4 separate regions of the Homo sapiens genome follow, and all the other regions are linked to region 2. The links are chromatin contacts, found by Hi-C or POLR2A ChIA-PET in ENCODE. All regions are on one chromosome and are shown on one strand. Each heading gives the region's core, a stretch centred on a gene start or an enhancer-like site at or near the end of the contact. The rest is flanking DNA. Distances are from core to core; before and after follow the strand shown. Region 1 overlaps ADAP1 (ArfGAP with dual PH domains 1). Region 2 has its middle 30 kb from the start of FOXL3-OT1. Region 3 holds the start of COX19 (cytochrome c oxidase assembly factor COX19). Region 4 overlaps ADAP1 (ArfGAP with dual PH domains 1).

Evidence for each region. A loop is a pair of places that touch in the nucleus more often than their neighbours do. ChIA-PET counts read pairs that join two places held with the same protein, here RNA polymerase II (POLR2A). Pooled maps may share reads with other maps.
Region 1: a map of adrenal gland shows a loop between it and region 2 (5-fold over the local background). The contact joins two enhancer-like sites. A Hi-C loop is called at or near these places in 1 of 168 maps with a recorded cell type or tissue (adrenal gland) and 2 of 50 pooled maps. POLR2A ChIA-PET finds 5 or more read pairs at or near these places in 2 of 52 experiments (A673 and GM10248).
Region 3: a map of CD8-positive, alpha-beta T cell shows a loop between it and region 2 (16-fold over the local background). The contact joins the promoter of COX19 here to the enhancer-like site in region 2. A Hi-C loop is called at or near these places in 6 of 168 maps with a recorded cell type or tissue (CD8-positive, alpha-beta T cell, GM12878, K562 and 1 more), 4 of 37 single-sample maps with no recorded cell type and 9 of 50 pooled maps. POLR2A ChIA-PET finds 5 or more read pairs at or near these places in 2 of 52 experiments (activated CD4-positive, alpha-beta T cell and naive thymus-derived CD4-positive, alpha-beta T cell).
Region 4: a loop to region 2 is called in a map with no recorded cell type, with 11 times the contacts of the local background. The contact joins two enhancer-like sites. A Hi-C loop is called at or near these places in 1 of 37 single-sample maps with no recorded cell type and 3 of 50 pooled maps. POLR2A ChIA-PET finds 5 or more read pairs at or near these places in 1 of 52 experiments (activated CD4-positive, alpha-beta T cell).

Annotation. Positions count from the first base shown.
Region 1 is chr7:934,805-938,135 of GRCh38, forward strand. It overlaps ADAP1 (ArfGAP with dual PH domains 1), which reads right to left. Exons shown (of 11, transcript NM_006869.4): 2 at 571-701. Among named protein-coding and RNA genes, the nearest start is that of ADAP1, 18 kb to the right of the region's middle. RefSeq lists a silencer at 2,151-2,200. Within about 2 kb of position 1,852, at least 4 of the 41 ENCODE cell types and tissues checked have a DNase peak (open chromatin) inside an H3K27ac peak, as active enhancers do.
Region 2 is chr7:319,370-322,644 of GRCh38, forward strand. No RefSeq gene overlaps it. Among named protein-coding and RNA genes, the nearest start is that of FOXL3-OT1, 30 kb to the left of the region's middle. RefSeq lists a silencer at 2,815-3,064. Within about 2 kb of position 1,987, at least 8 of the 41 ENCODE cell types and tissues checked have a DNase peak (open chromatin) inside an H3K27ac peak, as active enhancers do.
Region 3 is chr7:973,272-976,916 of GRCh38, forward strand. It overlaps COX19 (cytochrome c oxidase assembly factor COX19), which reads right to left and starts at 2,278. Exons shown (of 3, transcript NM_001031617.3): 1 at 2,157-2,278; 2 at 1-21. The coding sequence starts at 2,238. RefSeq lists enhancers at 1,501-2,383, 1,683-1,752, 2,384-3,264 and silencers at 1,993-2,152, 2,173-2,452.
Region 4 is chr7:899,737-902,992 of GRCh38, forward strand. ADAP1 (ArfGAP with dual PH domains 1) reads right to left here. Exons shown (of 11, transcript NM_006869.4): 7 at 797-880; 8 at 366-428. Among named protein-coding and RNA genes, the nearest start is that of GET4, 25 kb to the left of the region's middle. RefSeq lists enhancers at 1-212, 2,271-2,330 and a silencer at 1,841-1,910. Within about 2 kb of position 1,920, at least 3 of the 41 ENCODE cell types and tissues checked have a DNase peak (open chromatin) inside an H3K27ac peak, as active enhancers do.

The sequences.
Region 1 (3,331 bases), core at 602-3,101, 620 kb after region 2:
CTGGTGTCCCTGCCTGGCCATGCCAAGTGCTCCGTGAAGCCTCATCAGATGCATGGGTGAGAGGTGGGCAGTGGCTGTGTCACCTCAGAGGCCGCCCAGGGGACAGGTAATGGTGCCCTACACGGCAGCGGGCCGGGGTGCACGTGGACTGCCGTGTAAATGCGACCCTGACTCTGGGTCGTGCCGCGCGGCCTGGGACGCTGCATTCTGTTTCCTTAGAGACAGGGTCTCTTTTACCCTGAGCCCAGTGCTCCAGGTGTGGGGATTTGAGGGGAGCACTCCGGAGCTCCCAGGGCACGGGAATCGGCGACCCGCCTTCGCTCCCTGGCCCACCACACACACCTGGAGCTGCTCACAGAGAGGTTGGACCCGGCACGGGGTGGGTGGAGCAGCCACACAGGCGGAGCCGCTGGAGAGGGGGCGGGGTCCTCGGGTCCAGCCAGCCAGGCCCCCAGAGTAGCCCAAGGCTCCAGGGGCCACAGCCAGGCCGCCCGGCATCTCTGGCTCCAGAGGCCCGGGCTGAGGCCACCCGGGGACTGCGCGGGTCCCCCCGCCCCTCCCCCTCCGTACCTCCACTTGGGCCTCCTCCCAGGCGTCCAGGCGGACGGACTTCACCTTGCTGACCTGGGGGATATTCCGGTGGATTCCCGAGCAGCTCAGGCAGATGAAGACGCCCAGAGTGTAGGAGGCCCAGTCGGGATCTGCAAGGGAAAGCCGGACGTTCACGGAGGCTCAGCCCAGGGACCCCGGAGGGAGGGTGGACGGAGCCTCGAGTCAGGAGCCCCCGGCCATGCAGTGGGGGGGGCTTCAGCGGAGACCCCCGGGTACACCAGGCTCCGTGCGCCCCACAGGCACCTAACCCCAGCTCCCCCCCCGCCCTCTGCCCGGTGCAGACGGGGCTCTCCCCAGACACCCCACGGCATCTGAGGAAGCCGATCTGCATGCACCTGCTCTGCCCCGCGGGTGCCGGGAACCTCCAGCAGAGGCCGGCCCCACAGGAGCCCATGCCCCGGGCTGGAGGGCACCCGGCACTCGTGAGGATGGGTCCACCTGCTTTCCTCGTGTCCGCTGCCCTGGGAGAAGTCTGTGGGCCCGAATCCTCCTGGGTGATGGGGCCAAGATTGGGAAATTCAGATAGGATCTGAGTGCAGGGGGTGCCTCACACCCAACGCGCTGCACACCCCCGAAGGACGGATGGTAGCCGCGGATGACGACGCACCCTGCGTGGGGTGACAGCGCCCGGCGGCCACTAACTTTGCAGGTGTGACAGCGGCGCTGTGGCTTCACCCTGCATGTGGCCTGTCTAGGGATTCCACGTCTCGATGTCTGGTTTGCCTTAAAAGGTCCAACAAAGCTGGACACAGTGGCTCAGGCCCGTAATCCCAGCGCTTTGGGAGGCTGAGGGAGCAGAATTTTTTTTGAGACATAGTCTGTTGCCCAGGCTGGAGTATGATGGCACGATCTCGGCTCGCTGCAACCTCTGCCTCCCGGGTTCAAGCGATTCTCCTGCCTTAGCCTCCCGAGTAGCGAGGCACGCACCACCATGCCCGGCTAACTTTTGTATTTTTAGTGGAGATGGGGTTTCATCATGTTGGCCAGGCTGGCCTCGAACTCTTGACCTCAAGTAATCCACCTGCTCGGCCTCCCAAAGTGCTGGGATGACAGGCGTGAGCCACTGCCCAGGGTGTGGGTGCCACAGCGCAGTCTTTCTGCTGCTGCACGTGTGAAATGTCTCATTCTGAAACGGCAAAATGTGGGGAGCGTCCAGCCCCGCCCTGGGGCGATGGCTAAGAGGGCTGCTGTGTGACTCTCCTGTTTTCTTCTGGCTCCCAACGACCCTTCACAATAAGTCAAGGGAGTGGAATGGCTGAAAGGCACCCTAGAGAGAACAGTCTCTCTGGGGGAGATGAGTCATCTCTGAACTGCTTTTATTTTTAAGTGGAGGCTCTCCTGGGTGAGGCTGGTGGAAATCGAGGCGCTTCCCCACAAGCAGGTGCGGCTGTGGACCCAAGCCTGTTTGGGGAATCATGAGTGGAGAGGACCCCACCCTTCAGGCCTGGCGGAGGATAGCCCCCCTCCCAACGCTGATCGGGGCCCACCCCTGGCTGGTGGGGGACTCCCATGCCAGGCGGCGGAGGCCCAGTGGGGCTGGGGCTGGGCCTGGGCTCTGAGTCACTGCCAGGAGGAGAGGCACCCAAGTGAGCCCCCGGCCGGGGATGGTGCGTGAGAACCAGCAGGCTGAACCTCGGATTTGGGGGTCATGCCCGGCCTCTGGGATTTGGGGGTCACGCCGGGCCTCGGATTTGGGGGTCACGCCCGACCTCTGGGATTTGGGGGTCACGCCCGGCCTCTGGGATTTGGGGGTCACGCCCGACCTCTGGGATTTGGGGGTCACGCCCGACCTCTGGGATTTGGGGGTCACGCCCGGCCTCTGGGATTTGGGGGTCACGCCCGACCTCTGGGATTTGGGGGTCATGCCTGGCCTCTGGGATTTGGGGGTCATGCCTGGCCTCTGGGATTTGGGGGTCACGCTGCACATCTGGGATTTGGGGGTCACGCCGGGCCTCTGGGATTTGGGGGTCACGCCCGACCTCTGGGATTTGGGGGTCACGCCCGGCCTCTGGGATTTGGGGGTCACGCCCGACCTTTGGGATTTGGGGGTCATGCCCGGCCTCTGGGATTTGGAGGTCATGCCCGGCCTCTGGGATTTGGAGGTCATGCCCGACCTCTGGGATTTGGGGGTCACGCCCGGCCTCTGGGATTTGGGGGTCACGCCCGACCTCTGGGATTTGGGGGTCACGCCCGGCCTCTGGGATTTGGGGGTCACGCCCGACCTCTGGGATTTGGGGGTCATGCCCGGCCTCTGGGATTTGGGGGTCATGCCCGGCCTCTGGGATTTGGGGGTCATGCCCGACCTCTGGGATTTGGGGGTCATGCCCGGCCTCTGGGATTTGGGGGTCACGCTGCACATCTGGGATTTGGGGGTCATGCCCGGCCTCTGGGATTTGGGGGTTTTCTGTCACAGCTGTTAGGCTCCCTGATTAATGAAGCCTGTCTCCCCATTAACGTGGGCTTCTTGAGGACCCCAGACCCAGCACCCCCGGATCTGGCACAGAGCTCAGTCCGGAGCAGGTCTCCACGGGAGTCATGAATGAAGGGGCCACTAACAGCCCTACTTCAGCAGAGCCCCTGTCTTCGAGAGAGACCACAGGCTTTCTCCTCACCCCTCAGTCAGTCAAACATTTGCCCAAGTGACCCTGTCTCGGGTACCAGGAGTTTTGCCTGTGCTGAGTAGGGCGGCTTTTGGGAGAAAGAATGCGGTTACAGGATC
Region 2 (3,275 bases), core at 737-3,236:
AGCAGCTGAGAGGCTAAGTTTAGTCCAGCCCCAACCCGGGCAGCTGCAGAGCCATGTTCTTGACCCCTCTCCACGCCCAGGGTTGGATGGTGCTGGAAGCGGATGATCTTCCTGATTCCAGGTGGTTCGTGGAGCAAGAGGGGCAGCCATGAGCACTCGGAGATCAGCAGGGAGAAGGCTGAGGTCACAGGGATCCCCTGTTACAAGGGTCAGGGGAACTTGGCTCAACATCACAGGTTCTGGGGGAGGGCAACGGTGGCGCAGGATTGGGGTGAGGGTTTTTGCCAAGGAATGCAGGAGATGAGAAGAGCAGGAGTGTGGGATGGGTCACCCACAGCCTCCCCCTTCTCCCCACTACCTATCTATAAGTTATCACTGGCTCACACACAGAGGATGCTGTGGCAGAGAAGGAACTCACGCCCTGCCCAGACAGCTGCCCCTTGCTTGAGAGCACTGTTTGCTGAGCACTGTAGAACTTTATGCAGAGCCCAGGTAACTTCAGCCAGAGAGGGAATGCGATTTAAAATCTGGCCTAGACTCAACAGTAAAAAGACAAATAATTCAACTTGAAAATGGGCAAAGGATTTGATAGACATTTCTCCATAAAAGATTGGCCACTAAGCACCTGAAAAGATCATCAATGTCACTAAATTATTAGGGAAACACAAATGAAATCCACAATGAGACTCCACTCCACACCCACTAGGATGGTTATAATTTTTTTAAATGGGAAATAACAAGCGTTGATGAGGATATAGAGAGACTGGGACCCTCATACCCTGCTTGTGGAACATAAAATGGTGCTGCCACTTTGAAAAACAGTTTGGCATTTTCTCAAAAAGGCAAACATAATTACTGTAAGACTCAGAAATTCCAATCCTAGGTATACACCCAAAGGAACTGAAACAGGAACTCAGAGAGATACTAGGATACAAAGGTTCACAGCAGCATCACTCACAACAGCCACAAAGTGGAAGCAACCCACCTGTCCATCAACAGATAAATGGAGAAACAAAGTGTGGTTTGTCCATGCCGTGGAATATTATTCAGCCATGAAAAGGAATGAAGCACAGACCCAGACCATAACCTGGACAGCCTCAAAGTCACCCTGCTCAGGGAAAGAAGCCAGGCACAGCAGGCCACTGTTTCCATGATTGCATTTGTATGAAATGTGCAGAATGGGCAAATCCACAGGGAGGGAGAGCAGATGGGCGTTGCCAGGAGCTGGGGGAGGGACACTTATGAGGGACAGCTAACAGGTACAGGGTTTCTTTTTATGGTGATGCAGATGTTCTGGGATTAGGTAGTGGTGATGGCTGTACAATATTGTAAATCTACTGAAAACAGCTGGCTTGTACACCTTAAAATGGTAATTTTCTGTTACAGGAACTGTGTCTTTTTTTTTTTTGGATGGGGTTTCACTCTGTCACCAGGCTGGAGTGTGGTGGTGCAATCTTGGCTCACTGCAATCTCCGCTTCCTGAGTTCAAGTGATTCTCCTGCCTCAGCCTCCAGAGTAGCTGGGATTACAAGCACACCAGCACACCCAGCTAATTTTTTTTTTGTATTTTTAGTAGAGACAGGGTTTCACCATGTTGGCCAGGATGGTCTCGATCTCCTGACCCCGTGATCTGCCCGCCTCGGCCTTTCCCAAAATGCTGGGATTACAGGCGTGAGCCACCGCACCTGGCCCTGTGTCTTCGTTTTAAAATGGCACACACACAGTCTGGCCCAGGATGAATCCTGCAGCCCCTTCCTGCTGGGTAAGACAGAGCACTTCAACTCTCTCTGAGCCTTCAGCTTCCTTGTGCCTGAAATAGGGGCAATAGTGCCTGACTCACAGGCTGTTACGCCAATTAAGCGAGATAAGGAGAGAAACACCCAGGACTATTGTGCTGAATTAATGAGATCATGCAAACAATGTAACCCCGGGATCGAAAATAGGGCCATTTAAAAACGTCACTTGGCCCTGTTCCCATCACACCTGTGGGTGACTTGGCTTGACACCTGGCAGTGGGCCATAACCTCCCTGGATCTCTCCCCAAAGCAAATCCTTCAGCCTCTGTGCTGAAGTCCTAACAGCCTGGCCCTAAGCCCCTTTGCCCAGGACACTCACCTGAAGCCAGCATGTCCCTACCCACTCCAGCCAGGCCTGCAGGGAGGGTGGGACTTCTGAAACCACATCATGTCACACTCCTTTTCCCCGCAGCCCCCTTTAGGAAACCCTGCCAGGTACCTAGAATAAAGTCCACGTCTTTATGGCCCACAGAGCTCTGGGATCGCCCTCCTCCACCTGCCCCAGGCCTCGGCAGCAACCGGCTTCATGCATCACTCCACACCCAGCCCACCCAGCCACAGCAGCGCCCATGGGACAAGCCCAGGCTGTGGCCTTCCGGCTTTGCTGTGTTTTCCACTGCACTTCCCGCTGTGGGAAGTAGCTATGCCATGCTTTCTGATGTTAGGCTGCGTTCATTGCATGACAGTTTTGTGTGCCTGTTTCCTTGTTTGCCCCACAGGCTCCATCCACAGACCAGGCGGCGAGTGGTCAGCGCACGGGAGGACTGCCCTTGGGAAGCGCCGCCAAGGCCTTTCTAGCCTCAGTTTCCCAGCTGGAAAACGAGGGGTGCGGGCCCCTCATGCGCAGCCCCTCCTAGCTCTCGAGGTGCAGCGCGGGACTCCCTAGCCCAGGTGGCGATGTGCTTGTCATAAGCCCCTCTCCCTGTCTGGCCACGGAAGCCGAGGCCTGACCGGACGCTGAGGAGTGGGCAGCTTTCCCGTCATCCCACCCTTTCCAGATCTGTCCCCTAAAGCCGGACGTCCGCGCCCGCCCAGCAGCCGCCTTCCAGGAGCTCGGTGCACCTGCTGTCCCGCAGGTGAGGCCGAGGCTGCACGGCCGCGCCACGCCACCAGGTGGCAGCAGAGCGCCAGGGATGGGCCGGGCCGCGGGCTGGGCCAGGCGCAGAGGGCGGTGATCCGGGCCCCGCCCCAACCCCCGGCCACGCCCCCCGAGGCCCAGGCCCCGCCCCCGCCGCCCCGCAGACCCAGGTCTGGGGTCCAGGCCTGCAGCCCGACGCCCCGAAAGAGAGCAGCGCCCTGGACGGAGCGGGGTTGGGGTGGCAGTGGGAGGGCTCCACCAAGAAGGCTGGCTCTGTAAGCCCCTGACACCCATCTTCTCGCGCAGTCACTCCCACAGCCACCCTGTAAGAGGGGCTGAAACGCGGGGAACGCTTGCAGAGCAGCTGTCCTGGTGCTCAGCGAGACAGTGACCTGCTCAGC
Region 3 (3,645 bases), core at 1,028-3,527, 650 kb after region 2:
CTTTAAAGCTTTTACATTCACCTAGAACGAGAAAGAAAACAGCATGTTCTTTTCAGAGTGAAAAGTGATGCAACCACACAACAGCCTTAAGAGCTGCGCTGCTTTTCCTTTCAAAACTTGTTTCCTCAGGCCGGGCGCAGTGGTTCACACCTGTAATCCCAGCACTCTGAGAGGATCACCTGACCCCAGGAGTTTGAGACCAGCCTGGGCAACACAGTGAGACCCCCATCTCTACCAAAAAAAACCTTAAAAGTTAGCTAGGTGTGGCGCACGTCTGTGGTTCCAGCTACTCAGGAGGCTGAGGCAGGAAGATCGCTTGAGCAAAGGATTTCGAGGCTGCAGTGAGCTTGATCACACCACTGCACTCCAGCCTGGGCAACAGATCAAGACCTTGTCTCCTAAAAATAATCCAGGCTGGGCACGGTGGCTCACGCCTGTAATCCTAGCACTTTGGGAGGCAGAGGTGGGCGGATCACCTGAGGTCAGGAGTTCAAGACCAGCTCGGCCAACTTGGTGAAACCCCATCTCTATTAAAAATACAAAAATTAGCCGGGCATGGTGGCGGGTGTCTGTAGTCCCAGCTACTCGGGAGGCTGAGGCAGGAGAATTGCTTGAACCCAGGAAGCGGAGGTTGCAGCGAGTCGAGATCACACCACTGCACTCCAGCCTGGGTGACAGAGTGAGACTCCATTTCAAAAATAAATAAATAAATGATCCAGCCTGGTCAACATGGGGAAACTCCATCTTTAAAATAAAAAATAAAAAAACAATAATAATTAGCTGGGTGTGGTGTTGCACACCTATAGTCCCAGCTACTCTAGAGGCTGAGACAGGAGAATCGCTTGAACCCGGGAGGAGGAGGTTGCAGTGAGTCGAGATCACACCACTGCACTCCAGCCTGGGCGACACAGTGAGAGTCCATTTCAAAAATAAATAAATAAATAATCCAGCCTGGGCAACATGGGGAAACCCCATCTCTAAAAAAAAAAAAAAAAAAAAAATTAGCTGGGTGTGGCGCTGCACACCTATAGTCCCAGCTACTCTAGAGGATGAGACGGGAGACTCCCCTGAGTCCAGAAAGGAAGGAGGCCGAGGCTTCAGTGAGCTATGATTGCACCACTGCACTCCAGCCTAAGCAACAGAGTGAGACCGTGTCTCAAAACAAAAACAATCAAACCCAAACTTGTTTCCTTCATAAACATGCTGAAAACAACAATGGAAAAAACCCACAACGAGGTAAAGTCAGCCCAGTACGAGGTTAAGGTGCAATGTAGGTGATGGTCACAGGAGAGTTCAGGGTAAAAATTCTTTCATTTTTGCTATTTGAAAATGTCACAATAAAATGTTGGGAAAGAAACAGTAATTCACAGATCGTTTTTCTTTTCTTTTCTTTCTTTTTTTTTTTGAGACGTTGTCTCACTCTGTCGCCCAAGCTGCAGTGCAGTGGCCCGATCTCGGCTCACTGCAACCTCCGTCTCCCGGTTCAAGCGATTCTCCTGCCTCAGCCTCCCGAGTAGCTGGGACTACAGGCGAGCCACATCACACCCAACTAATTTTTGTATTTTTAGTAGAGACGGGGTTTCCCCATGTTGGGCAGGCTGGTCTCGAACTCCTGATCTTAAATGATCCGCCCACCTCGGCCTCCCAAAGGGCTGGGATCACAGGCATGAGCCACCGCGCCCGGCCCACAGATCCTTTTTCGAAGCCTTCATGTCCACGGAGGCAACCCCACCGGAATACGGCCAGAAGCACTGGGAGATCAGCAGCACTTTTGAGCTTTGCAGCAGACATCGCTAGGCACCGTCTAAGCCTCGGCTGCAGCTGCGGGCTTCGTGGCCGCCGAATGCCCCGCTCTGCAAACCCGGGGCACAGACAGCCCGCCGGGTGAGTCAGGGCGGAGCCGGAGACCCGGAAGCCTGACGCAAGGAGTCGGTGTCGCTGCCCTCGTCACGGGGGCCACGGTCCTGCCAGCTCCCACCTGCAGGGTCCATGCCGCAGCAGTGACCCAGGGCTGGGTGGGGCGGAGGGGCGGGCCGCCGTGCCTCAGTTTCCCCGCCTGCACCGCGCTAGATGCCGGCACCCCATAGGGCTCCGCGCTGGGCCGCGACCCAGACCCCCCATCGCAGACCCCTGCCCGCCGACCTTCCGCCGCTCACCTAAGTGATCCAGCGGGAAGCTGCCCTTGTCCGGGGGCCGCGGCTGGAAGCTCTTGGTCCCGAAATTCATGGCGGTCGACATGTTGGCGACTCCGGAGTCTGCGAGCGCCTTGCGAGCGTACGCAGGGCGGCCGGCGGAGCGCCGAGCAGGCACCCCGGGAGCGCCGAGCACGTCGAGCAGGCCCCGTCCCCGCCCCTTGCCCAGGCCCGGCCCCACCCCTTGCCCAGGCCCGGCCCCACCCCCTCGGAGTCAGCAAGCTCCTGAGCCCCGGTGGGCGCTGCCCGGGCTTTCCCGTCCCCTGGGACCCTCACAGCAGTCGGTAGCAGAATCAGCTTTTGGAATTGGTGAGAAACCGAGGCCCAGAAAGGTTCAGCGAATTGCCCGAGGACACATAGCGGTGCCGGCGTCTCTGCATCCCAGGTGTCTGCTGGGGCCTCGGTTTCCCCATCGCACAGAGACCTCATCACGGGGCCCATCCGGGGAGGAAGGCGGCACAGGAGGGACAGGAGAGCCTGTGGACTCGCTGCCTGCGGCTGCTGGAGCCAGGTGACACCACCGAGCAGCTTCAACAACAGGAATGTGCTCTCAGTCCTGGGGTCTGGAGTCCAAGCAGTGGGCAGAGTGGGGGCCCTGGGGACAGTCCCAGCCTCCCAGCTTCTGGGGGCCGCCAGCCTGTGAGGTTCCTTGGCTTGCAGAAGCACCACCTGGTCTCGGCCCCTACGTTCCCATGGTGTCCTGCGCATGTCCAAATTTACTATTTTTATTTATTTATTTGAGACAGGGTATTGCTCTGTTGCCCAGACTAGAGTGCAGTGGCATGATCACGACTCACTGCAGCCTCGACCTCCTGGGCTCAGCGATCCTCTCACCCCAGCCTCCTGAGTAGCTGCGACCACAGGCACACACCACCACACCAGGCTAATTTTTCTATTTTTCGTAGAGATGGAGTCTCCCTATGTTGCCCAGGCTGGTCCTTAACTCCTGGGCTCAGGCAATCCTCCTGCCTCAGCCTCCCTAAATGCCGGGATTATAGGCATGAGCCACCATGCCCAACCTAAATTTCCTCTTTTTATAAGGATAGCAGTCATGTTGGGTTAGGGGCCGTCCCAATAACTTCATCTTAACTAATTATATCAGCAGCAACCCTATTTCTTTGTTTTGTTTTTTAAAACGGAGTCTCTCTCTTGTTGCCCAGGCTGGAGTACAGTGGCTCGATCCTGGCTCATTGCAACCTCCACCTCCCAGGTTAAAGCAATTCTCCTGCCTCAGCCTCCCGAGTAGCTGGGATTACAGGCGCCACCAACACACCCAGCTAAGCTAATATATTTTTTTTCAACACAGAGTCTCACTTTGTAACCTAGACGGGCGTGCAGTGGTACGATCTCGGCTCACCGCAACCTCCACTTCCCGAGTTCAAGAGATTCTCCTGCCTCAGCCTCCAGAGTAGCTGGGATTACAGGCATGCGCCACCACACCCGGCTAATTTTT
Region 4 (3,256 bases), core at 670-3,169, 580 kb after region 2:
GCCTCACTTACGAGCCCTCACACCTGCACTTCTCCTCCGGGACCACCAAGACTCCCAGGATTTGTGTCTCCCTCCCACATTATGCCTCAGGGAATGGCAAGATGTGGGCCCCTGGCCGCGCAGGTGCACGGTCCCGTGGGTGAGGAAGCTGGTCAGACGTGAGCGGGCAGGGAGGGTCTAACCAAAGCCTAGGACAGTGGCCCGAGTCCTCGGGGACCCCGGCCAGGCACAGACAAGGGGCTGTGAGGACCCACCAGACACCAGTTTAAAACACAGGCGGCAGCTGGCAAGGCTGCTGCACTTCAGTCCGAGACCCACCATGGCGTACCCCAGGCCACCCCAGGCCGCACGTGCGGCACACCCACCTTGGGCCCCGTCTTCTCCATGTAGCCTTCCTTCAGGTAGTTCCTGGAGAGCTTTGGCACCAGCTAGGGCAGGACACACCAGGCAGGGGACCTCAGAAGTGCAGCTCAGGCCGAGCCCCTCCCTGGCTGTGCCCCTCTGTGCTCCCCTCACCCCGGGCCACCAGGTCAGGGCCCAGGCCTGGCTTAGCCTCCGCAGGATCCACATTTCTGCCTCTGCTTGCCACCCCTTCCCTCCCCGCTTTCCCCTTTGGCTGAGCTGAAGTTCTAGAGTGAGGCAGGAGGGCTGCAGGCACGTCAGGGTGAGCCCTTGGCCAGTCCCAGGCCCACCCTAGGGCTCAACATCATCCCAGACTCAGGGCACGAGGGCTCCGTCCACCCCCCACCCCACCACCCCTGTCTGCCCTGGAGCTGACCGCAGGGCCGCCACTCACATCTGCGTCGCCGGCCCCTGGGAATGCCACCTGCAGGTAGTGGAAGCGAGCAGCTCGGAGTGCATTGAACCAGTCCACAATCTCCTAGGGGCAAAGGTGGGCACAGGCTTGGGCTGAGGAGGCTGCAGCGCTGGGGTCCCCACAGAGGGGCTGGGGTCCCCACAGAGGGGCCGCTTCCCCCAGAGCCCAGCCCCTTCCTCCTCCCCGGCACCTCAGCTCCCAGCAGTCCTGCCGCAGGCCTGGCCCCTGTGCCCACGCTGAGGCCGGGGCTGCTACACAGGGGCTGCCCCTCTGCGGGAGGGCAGGTGCAGCCTCCCCCGGCGAAGTCCTGAGAAGGGCCGAAGGGCCGAAGGGCCGGGCCGGGCCGGGCTGGACAGGGTCGGGGGCTGCCATCCAAGCTCACTCTGTGGCCCTGGTGCTGCTGGGGCCTGGGCCAACTTGCCTTCCTTTCAGATGGTGCTATTTTTATGAAGATCCTTATTTTGTAGCTCAAGCAAGTCTTGGGGTGGTGGGAGAAGGGAGGCTCATCTGTTTATAAACGCCCTTGGAGCTGTGGCCCCTACCGAGAGTGGGCAGAGAGCAAAACTGCTCTCCAGGGAGCCGCCCTGGTCCTCTGGAGAGCGTGGGGTGGGCCAGCACCCTGGAACAGAGGGCCCATAGCCCAGGCCTGGCACCCAGCCCCACGTCGGGTGCCCTCTGGGTCTAGACTTCAGCCTGGCTGTCCCCTGCCCCTAGACCCAGCGCCCCTCCTGGGGTCTGCCCAGACCCTTGGCCCCATGACATTATAACCTGCGCCCTGGGCCTCCTGTTCAGCCTACAGCCTGGAGCTGGTGACCTCTGGAAAGGTGCCCATCTTTACTCTTGGCTGCACCCTCTCCTGCCCAGGAAGAGCCAGGGAGCCCCATCCCTCCTCAGGCTTCTCCCCAGCCCCTTTGGCCTTGACTTTTGTCCCACAGGCAAAGCCCCCAGCACTGGACCAATCCAGTCACGGCTTCTCCAGCTGGCACCCGGCCCAGCACCAGCTGGAGGATGGTGTAGCCCCAGGCTCCTCCCATAGCAGTGGGATTGCCCTGTCCTCTTCCAGTGGCCCCACCCAGCAAAGCCCCACCCACCCCGACTGCCCCTCATCGGCCTCCAGCCCTGCTTTCTCCTGTGGCCCTTCCTCCTAGGCCACGCCCACAAGCCACACCCACGCCACCCAACCAGCCCGAGGCCCCGCCTCCCCTCCTTCCCCCGCCCACCCTTTCCTCCGGCCCGCCCCGTCCCATTTGGCCCCGCCCTCCCTCCTCCTAGAGGAAGCTGAACCCGTCCACACCACACTGCCCCAAAGGCCTTGGGAATTCACAGCTCCAGGTCCCCCGGAAATGCAGGGGGCTCTAAGCAGAACTGGTTGGAAAATCGCCCCTTTTCCCCCAGCAGGAGATGGAGCCGACTCTGGGGCTCCGGGCAGACGGGGCATGCCTGGTGCACTCCACGCTGGAGCTCTGTGACCCTGCAGGCTGCAGCGGAAACTCCCTCAGCTCCCACAGCTGGGGGCCAAGCGTCTGCCCTGGGCGGGGGGAATTATCTTTGGAGGATCAGGAGTTGGACACCAGCCTGACCAACATGGTGAAACCCGGTCTCTACTAAAAATACAAAAATTGCGGCTGGGCGCAGTGGCTCACACCTGTAATCCCAGCACTTTGGGAGGCTGAGGCAGGTGGATCACCTGAGGTCGGGAGCTCGAGACCAGCCTGACCAACATGAAGAAACCCCGTCTCTACTAAAAATACAAAATTAGCTGGGTGTGGTGGCGCATGCCTGTAATCCCAGCTACTCGGGAGGCTGAGGCAGGAGAATGACTTGAACCAGGGAGGCAAAGGTTGCAGTGAGCCGAGATTGCACCACTGCACTCCAGCCTGGGTGACAAGGGCGAAACTCTGCCTCAAAAAAAAAAAAAGAAAGAAAAGAAAGAAAGAAAAATAAATACTCCAAGAACCAAAGGCTCTCTGAAAAACTAAATGCATGACAGCAGAAACAAAACCCTCAACACAGTGTTGGAGACAAAGTTGAAGAAATTTCCCAGAAAGTAGAAGAAAAATGAACCAGTTTAAGAGCACCAATAACAGGAGTTTCAGAAAATGAGAACAGGGAAAGTGGAGGGAGGAAATCATTAGATAAGAAAGCAATCCCTGACCTCATGGAAACCAGTAACTGGACTGGAAGGGCCACCCTGGGCCTGTACCCAGCACATGAAAAGACGAGGGACCCTTGCCAACACACGCACAGCATTGGAGAATTTCAAAACCGCGGGACAAACGTACTAGGATGGAGGAATCCGTGGTGCAAAGCCTTCAGAATTAGCAGGAAAATTAATTCCAACCTAGAATTCTATATCTAGCCACAGTCTAAGCCAGGCAGGAGGTAGAACAGTCCAAGGTGCCAGGTGACCCCTTTCCCTCCAGGCACATCACTTCTACC